Linked DNA regions of Mus musculus: region 2 is linked to region 1. The links are chromatin contacts, found by Hi-C or POLR2A ChIA-PET in ENCODE. All regions are on one chromosome and are shown on one strand. Each heading gives the region's core, a stretch centred on a gene start or an enhancer-like site at or near the end of the contact. The rest is flanking DNA. Distances are from core to core; before and after follow the strand shown.

The links. Hi-C counts contacts between places; a loop is a spot of excess contacts on that map. ChIA-PET counts read pairs that join two places held with the same protein, here RNA polymerase II (POLR2A).
Region 2: a map of adrenal gland shows a loop between it and region 1 (2.4-fold over the local background). The contact joins the promoter of Creb3l2 here to the enhancer-like site in region 1. A Hi-C loop is called at or near these places in 7 of 37 maps with a recorded cell type or tissue (Patski, adrenal gland, gastrocnemius and 2 more). POLR2A ChIA-PET finds 5 or more read pairs at or near these places in 3 of 5 experiments (Patski and embryonic stem cell).

What each region holds. Positions count from the first base shown.
Region 1 is chr6:37,397,509-37,401,013 of GRCm38, reverse strand. All of the region lies in intron 1 of Creb3l2 (cAMP responsive element binding protein 3-like 2), which reads left to right. Among named protein-coding and RNA genes, the nearest start is that of Gm33275, 19 kb to the left of the region's middle. Within about 2 kb of position 1,918, at least 1 of the 3 ENCODE cell types and tissues checked has a DNase peak (open chromatin) inside an H3K27ac peak, as active enhancers do; it is heart, where a contact is called at or near this core.
Region 2 is chr6:37,440,418-37,443,922 of GRCm38, reverse strand. It overlaps Creb3l2 (cAMP responsive element binding protein 3-like 2), which reads left to right and starts at 1,775. Exons shown (of 12, transcript NM_178661.4): 1 at 1,775-2,224. The coding sequence starts at 2,123. It overlaps Gm33318 (predicted gene, 33318), which reads right to left and starts at 1,413. Exons shown (of 3, transcript NR_166917.1): 1 at 890-1,413.

The DNA.
Region 1 (3,505 bases), core at 669-3,168:
TCAAGCGCGCGCGCACACGCGCGCACACACACACACACACACACACACGCAGCCCTCTGGTTTTCCTCCTGACGAGGTTGCATGTCTGTGTGATATCTCTGGCTGGTGTGAAAGTCATGATGTTTTTCCACTCTGCAAAGGTCCTCTTTGTTTGACTAGCCATGAAGACCTCTCCTTTACTTGGTTGTCTGGCTGCCTGCTGTTTGTTGAGCTAGTTTGCATCAACAGTTGCCTAGACACCATGTGAAGACAGGCTTGGGTAAAGACTTTTCCTTTTTTCCCTTCCTTCTTTTCTTCCTTTCTTCCATTCTTTCTTTCTATCACAGGTGCATTCTGATTAAGATTGGTGTTATAAATAGATCACTGTATATATCCTGGCCTTAAGGTACATGGAAGTCAAACCAGAACCCCATACATGGGGTTACCTCCATGTGCCTGTAGTCAACAATCCAGGATGGTCATAGATGACCCAAACCTTCCTCTTCCACAACTTCCCTCCATGGAGACTCTGTGTTGTAAATTGCTGGCCCTTTTTAAAGAACATTAGCAAAACCAACAGAAAAATTTCAGACACCATTATTCATCTGCCAGCTACTCGGAGCTCAGCCAGGCTTGAGTGTGTGTGACGGGAGAAGGTGGGTGCCCCAAGTTGGTCATGATGCGGGAATGTGTTATATGGAGTGGCCATCAATCAGCCCAGTGATACGCAGGTTTTCAGCAGAGCAACACTAGGAGCTAATCCTCTTTTAAAAGCAGTTACAGTGACTTAGAGGGACAAACTCCCTAACCCTGAATTCTGTTACTTCCCAGGAAACAAATCATGATGGAGTCAAGAGACACCAGTGGGCACACCTTCAAAGTTCTTATTAAATGATTCAAGGATTCTTAAACTCCTGGGCAGGGAACTAAATGATTGTGGCCGGACCTGGGGTCAAAGGAGAAAGAGATGCCAGGAAAGGATAGTGTTGGTAAAGTCAGCAAATATTGACTAAGCACCTCCTACTCGCAGAATTTCCCTTATAGGTGGGGTAGGGTCACTGTCAAACAGTCAACAAAGTAGGAGTCAGATAATAAAGTCCAGAACAGATAAATGTTAATTTCAGATAATGACAAGAGCAAATGTGGATGATAAAACGGTTTTGTGACCCCAGGGTAGGCATAGGCACCGACTTCTGGAGCTGGCTTTTGATATGGGCTGCTGGGGGCCTGGGAGGGGTTTGGAATCAACAGCCAGGAGATGGGGAAGGAGGTGCATCATGGAAGAGATAGAAATCCAGACGCAGAGGATGTGCAGGGCTTAGACAACAAACTATGTCCAAGTTTCCCAGATGGTCTTAATTGCCTTTGGGGGGGGGGACGCCTAGCAGGGTATTAGTCACAGAAATGACAATAAGGATATGTAGATTTTCCCTGTAATCGCTTCTTGCTATTTGCAAAATAGCAAGTCCCACAAAGTCATTGAACTATCTAATAGCAGAGGAGAGAAATGTGAAGATTCTCATAAGCCTCTCATGCCAGCATTTTTATCAGCCAGTTGATACATAGTCTTAATAGTGTGTGCATCTGTTTAGGGACACCTCATTCAATGAGTTCTGCTGGCTTGTTTACACTGGACTACGGTCCAGAGCACCATACCTTGTTTGGATGGCACTTATCTAGCCTAAGGATGGTTTCTGTGAGGCACGTCATCATCTCCTTGCTTTGGGGAGCAAAGGCACCTCACAACTGTGCCTGGAGCTGCTTCAAACAGCAGACTGACTCATCGACAGTGCACAGATGTGTAAACACGACACTGAACAGACCCCGCAGAGGACACCGTTTCCGGTGTGAGGATGGAGTCAGGCTGCTGGCACCCGGAGCCTGAGCAGCAGTGACCTCAGTTTTCCGTGCTTTGCACAGACTCGCAAGAGACTCCCACTGGGAGGGGGGGTGGCAAGTAAACCCTAGCAAGCAAATGAGTCACAAATACGGAGTCTGTGGGTAGTACAGTGTGTCCCACTGTCCTCCTGACTGGTGCTACATGGTTGACAGTATGGTAAGTGGCTTGCCATGAATGCAGCTCTATTCACAGAGCCAACTCTTGAAAGCCCGAGGAGGAGGTAGCTGAAAAGGCCGAGGTAGGTAAGAAACAGCCCCATATGTCTTAGGAAGGTTGAGGGCAGTCATTTGCCTTTCACTTAGGAGGGAGCTTCATGTGCTGTGGACTAGCTGCCCAGAAAACAGTGCAGCTATAAGCTGACTGGAATCATACCTGCCTCTACCTAAAATAATTGGCAAGTATTTTGCCCACTGTCCTGGATAGTGAGTCTTGCCCCTTTCTTTGCTCACTATCATTTGGTAAGAATAGATGTACATGAAAATCGTAGCTCATGTTGCCCACTCGACACAGACAGACATGGTTCTCTATGTACTTATTTCAAAATTGTACGTGCTCATGATGTTCATGCTGCACCCATGCCTTCAACATGAAGGATGAATTAATTAGCTGTGAACTCTAACTTTTCACGGAAGGATGGTCTCGTGGGAAAATGTGGTTCTTACACTCAGGGAAATAGATGCTCATTTTCTGTCTCTGCCCCTCTCTGAGCTGCACAATTTTGGGCCCATTGTAGATCTTTTCTGGGCTCACACTTTCTCATTGGTAAACTGACTAACTAATATGTCTGTTGTAAAGATTTATTAAAATAATATATTTAGCCATTTTCCTCGTCATGCTTCCGTGGCTAGGCCTTAGTGGACAGCTAGCTCTTCGGTGGCTTCCTAGATAAAATGAATGAATCATCGTGTAGACAGCGACCTTTGTCTCCCAGCTGCTCTGCCTGGAGAGGATCACTCCCAATCGAACCGTTATCACATCGTCCGTGTACCCTGGCTTCTGCATCAGTAAACACCTTAGCCTGATGTCACTATTGACTTTCTTCCTTTTAAACACAAATGTTCTAGAGTACACACAGAGGAAGATTCCCTTAGATTCTTTTCCCCTCTAATCTTGAGGGAGATGTTGCCAGGTTTTCTGTGTCCCCTGGTGAGTCAGGGGCTCAGGAACACTCACTTGGTATGACAGACAAATATGAAAGGGATGGACAGCTACTGGTCTAGTGTGGTACCTGTCACATCAAGGGAAAAGTACAGTACCAGGAATGGCTTGAACCACAGGATCCCGACCAGTAGCCAAGTCTTGGAGGTACTCGACAAGGGATATAAAGATTCCCCATTTTATGATAATTTCGCAATTACATGATACTATATGGTTCTTTATACCTAATAAGGACATTTTACAGAATTTATACTTGATTTTAAAACTCTATTTATCATACTGTGGATTGGGCCCAGGGCCATGGGTATGCTAGGTAAGTTCTCTGTTACTGAGCTTCATTCTCAACCCAGGAGATTCTTTTAAAAGACTCTATGTGAAGTTAGCAGGTGAACCCAGCTACCAGAGAGCGTCATAAGGTCAGCCTGACAATGGCAAAGACCACAGGTCGCCGTCTCATGCTAAGTGGCT
Region 2 (3,505 bases), core at 526-3,025, 43 kb before region 1:
GGGAAAGTCGAGAAAACTACTGTATAAAAAATGTGTGGCAGTGGTGGTGCACGCCTTTAATCCCAGCACTTGGGAGGCAGAGGCAAGCAGATTACTGAGTTCGAGGCCACCCTGGTCTACAAAGTGAGTTCCAGGACAGCCAGGGCTATACAGAGAAACCCTGTCTCGAAAAACAAAAACAAAAAAATGTGTGGCTGTGCAGTGGTGGTGCTCACCTTTAATCCCAGCACTCGGAAGGCAGAGGCAGGAGGGTCTCTGAGTTTGAGACCAGCCAGGTCTACAGAGTGAGTTCCAGAATATCCAGGGCTATACTGAGAAACCCTGTCTCAAACATAGATGGATGGAAAGATAGGTAGATAGATAGATAGATAGATAGATAGATAGATAGAAAGAATAAAAAGAAAGGTCTGTATTTAAATATTAAAATAGTCTCAAAAGATCCTAGGCTAGACAAGCAGACTCATTTTACATGAAAAATAAAAGTTGCTTAAAGACAGTGTAAAGTTCTGAGACTTCTGTCTTCACACAGCAAAACCACGCTCTGAAGAAGACAAAACTCTCTGTAGACCTGATACCTGACTGTCCCCTTGTAAGAACCACCTGGAACCACAGCCCTGTATGTAAAATGGTTAAACTATAGCCAACTAAGGCTGTTTCCATAAAAGGAAACCTCAAAAGGGAAGAAGAAAAATCACATTGGGGGAAAATGCTATAGAGCAGGCCTTTTCTTCTCTAAGGGGGTCAAAGGCTTAGATCTCTTTCCCAACACTCACTTTGGGGTGCATCTTGCAGCCATTAAAACACTTATTTTCCCCTAAGCCCCACTTCATCCACGACACTCAGGAGAGTATCCGTTACCTCTTTGACCAGTATCTGGAATAGTACCCACCTGGCCATCCTCTCATTTTTTTGCCTGGTACTCCATTGGGAATAAAAGATCTGTGAAGCAGGCACTAGTGGCATAACCGTGCAGTCCCTCCCAGCTCTCCGGAGGTGAGGCAGAGGGATCAGGAGTTCAAGCTCAGCCTTAGCTGCACAGTGCAGTTGAGGACAGCCTGGGCTACAGGTAACCTTGTCTCAAAAACAAAACAACAAAATCCTATGAATTTAAAAAAAAAAATTAGCCCTCTGATTTAGGACTTGGAAACGTGTGGCAAGATTGGCTAATGTCTGTTTAATAAAGGCCATAAAACTACATAAAAAGCTAGCAATGAATGTGTGCTAGAACTGTGATAATTCAGATTTCTGCTCACGTGCGCATTTTCATATATGTGGTGCATTCTTTTAAATCCAGACAGACTCACGCGACCTAAACTAATTTGAAATGTAGACAGCGCTTCAATCCGCTTGGTTTCTCTGAGGAAATAAACTCGCGAAACAAACCTCCTTTAAGCGGAGACTCTTAGGGAGGACACTGGGCGCGCACGCCCTCTCTTATAAAAATGTATTCTTGTCGCTATTTGATTGGTTGGCTCCTCCAGGTCTCCCTAGCTCATTGATCTATGTTTCAGTCGATCATTTCTAGACCCTAGCACCCTATTGGTCCATTGCGACGCTCCGGCAGGAGGCGTTCCCCAGTGACGTAAAAGACCCTCTCCGCCCACATTCCGAGGACTAGGCGGAGACTTCGCGCGACTCTCCCTCTGGGGGAGGGACATGGATGAGAAAGGGACTTTTGATACGGTATAGATGGCAAGACGGGCGTTCGATTGGTCACTGGCCTGGAAGGAGGTGGGGTCGCCTCTGGATCCAGGGGCAGAGCTCAAGAGCCCAAGGGAGTCTCAAAGTTTGTCTGGAGCCCTAGTGGGGAGTGGGCTTGTTGCGCGAGGACTTTCTTGGGATGAGCGCTGCCTTTTTGCCTTCCTTTTGGATGCACAGCCCGATTTAACCCCTGCACCTTCCGCCCGATCCCAGCAGGCTTGTCCTCCCCGGGGAGTCACAGATTTCCGAGGACAAGGGTCGCGTAGCCTTCGGCAGGGCTCTCCCGAGTTCCTGCTCCAGTGCATAAGTTCCACGCGCGCACACGCCAAGTACACGGGGAGAAGCGTCTCACCGGCCCGCGGCGGCTCTGCGCGGTCCCCTCCTGCCTCAGCATCCTCGGCCCTGCGCGGCGCCCACCGCCATGGAGGTGCTGGAGAGCGGGGAGCAGAGCGTCCTGCAGTGGGACCGCAAGCTGAGCGAGCTGTCAGAGCCCGGAGAGACTGAGGCCCTCATGTACCACACGGTGAGGACCCGTGGTCCGGGCAAAGGGAGTCGGGGGTGAGGAGAAAAGCGGGTTTTGTCACCAGCTGGGTCCTGGGAGGCAGCGTTTGGGGAAGGGCATGACTATATTAAGAGGTCTGGGGATGGGAGTTTTCTTCTATGAACACATTAAGGTGCACAGCTGGAGCCTTTAAACTTTCTTCCGAATAAGTGACCCTTTGTATTCCAAAGCAGTTTATAGTGTTTTCCTGTCGGTAGCTCCATTTCCTATTGCTAACGGTACAGCAATGCTGGGAAGCGACGTGTTTTGAGAATAATACCTCCGCCCAGTTATATTGATTTTTTTTTTAAAATGGTAAGGTTTGTAAAAAAACACACACAATACACACACATCCAAAATTTGGACAAGCTAATGTAGTATAGTCATCCCATATGTTTTTTGTCCCCATCCCATCCAGTTTCTTTACTTTCTTGTTTATAGCTTTAAAATGTTCGTGTTAAAAGCCTTCCTTCACCGCACGGGAAGGCGGCCGCCTCACTTGGCTGCTTCATCTGCACAGCCTCGAACTGCTTCCTCCCTTTTTCAGGGGAAAATCTGAGGCAACTGCATGTTTCAGAGAGGCTCTGGGGGAGAGGTAGGACAGCTCACCAGTTCCTTCCCCGCAGAGACCTCTTTGGAGACTCAACTGTCAGAAGCGTGAATCATTTAAAGATGTCACTTTCAGCTTTTTGCAAGAGAAAATCTTGTTTGTGATAGCCAGTGCTGGTAATGTGGCTTTGTTCAGAACTCTTAGAAGTTGAGAGGGAGGGGTGGGGGTGGGGGGCACTGAGGGACTGCTGAGGGACTGAGGTAAGGACAGGCTTGGCTGCATTTCTGTCTTAGTGCTGTTAATGGGGTCAGTACCAGGATATTTGAAACTTTTGCAAAACGGCCTGCAGGCTCCACCTCTTTGGCCTTTGCCACTGGCTGACTGTATTTTGGGAAAAGGGATGGGGCCTCCTGCTGCTTCCCACCAAAGCATTTGTGGTAGCTGAGAAGGTCTGGTTAAAAAAAGAAGCCATGTGTAGGGTTTAGAGGGAGTGGTGCTTCACTCTGGGGCAAAAGCCAGATGTTGAGTGTGATCCTGGTCATCTGGCCTTCGCCCTCTGTCTATCCCGATGAAATCTTCGGGTTGGGAGCCTAGGTTGCTTCCTATGCTTTGGAAAGACCCTGAGCCTTTCACACCATAGCTGGGGTTTGTGTTTTGTTTTGTTTTTTTTAACTTTGGGGGCTCCAGATGTTTGCACTGATGTGAGCTGCAGC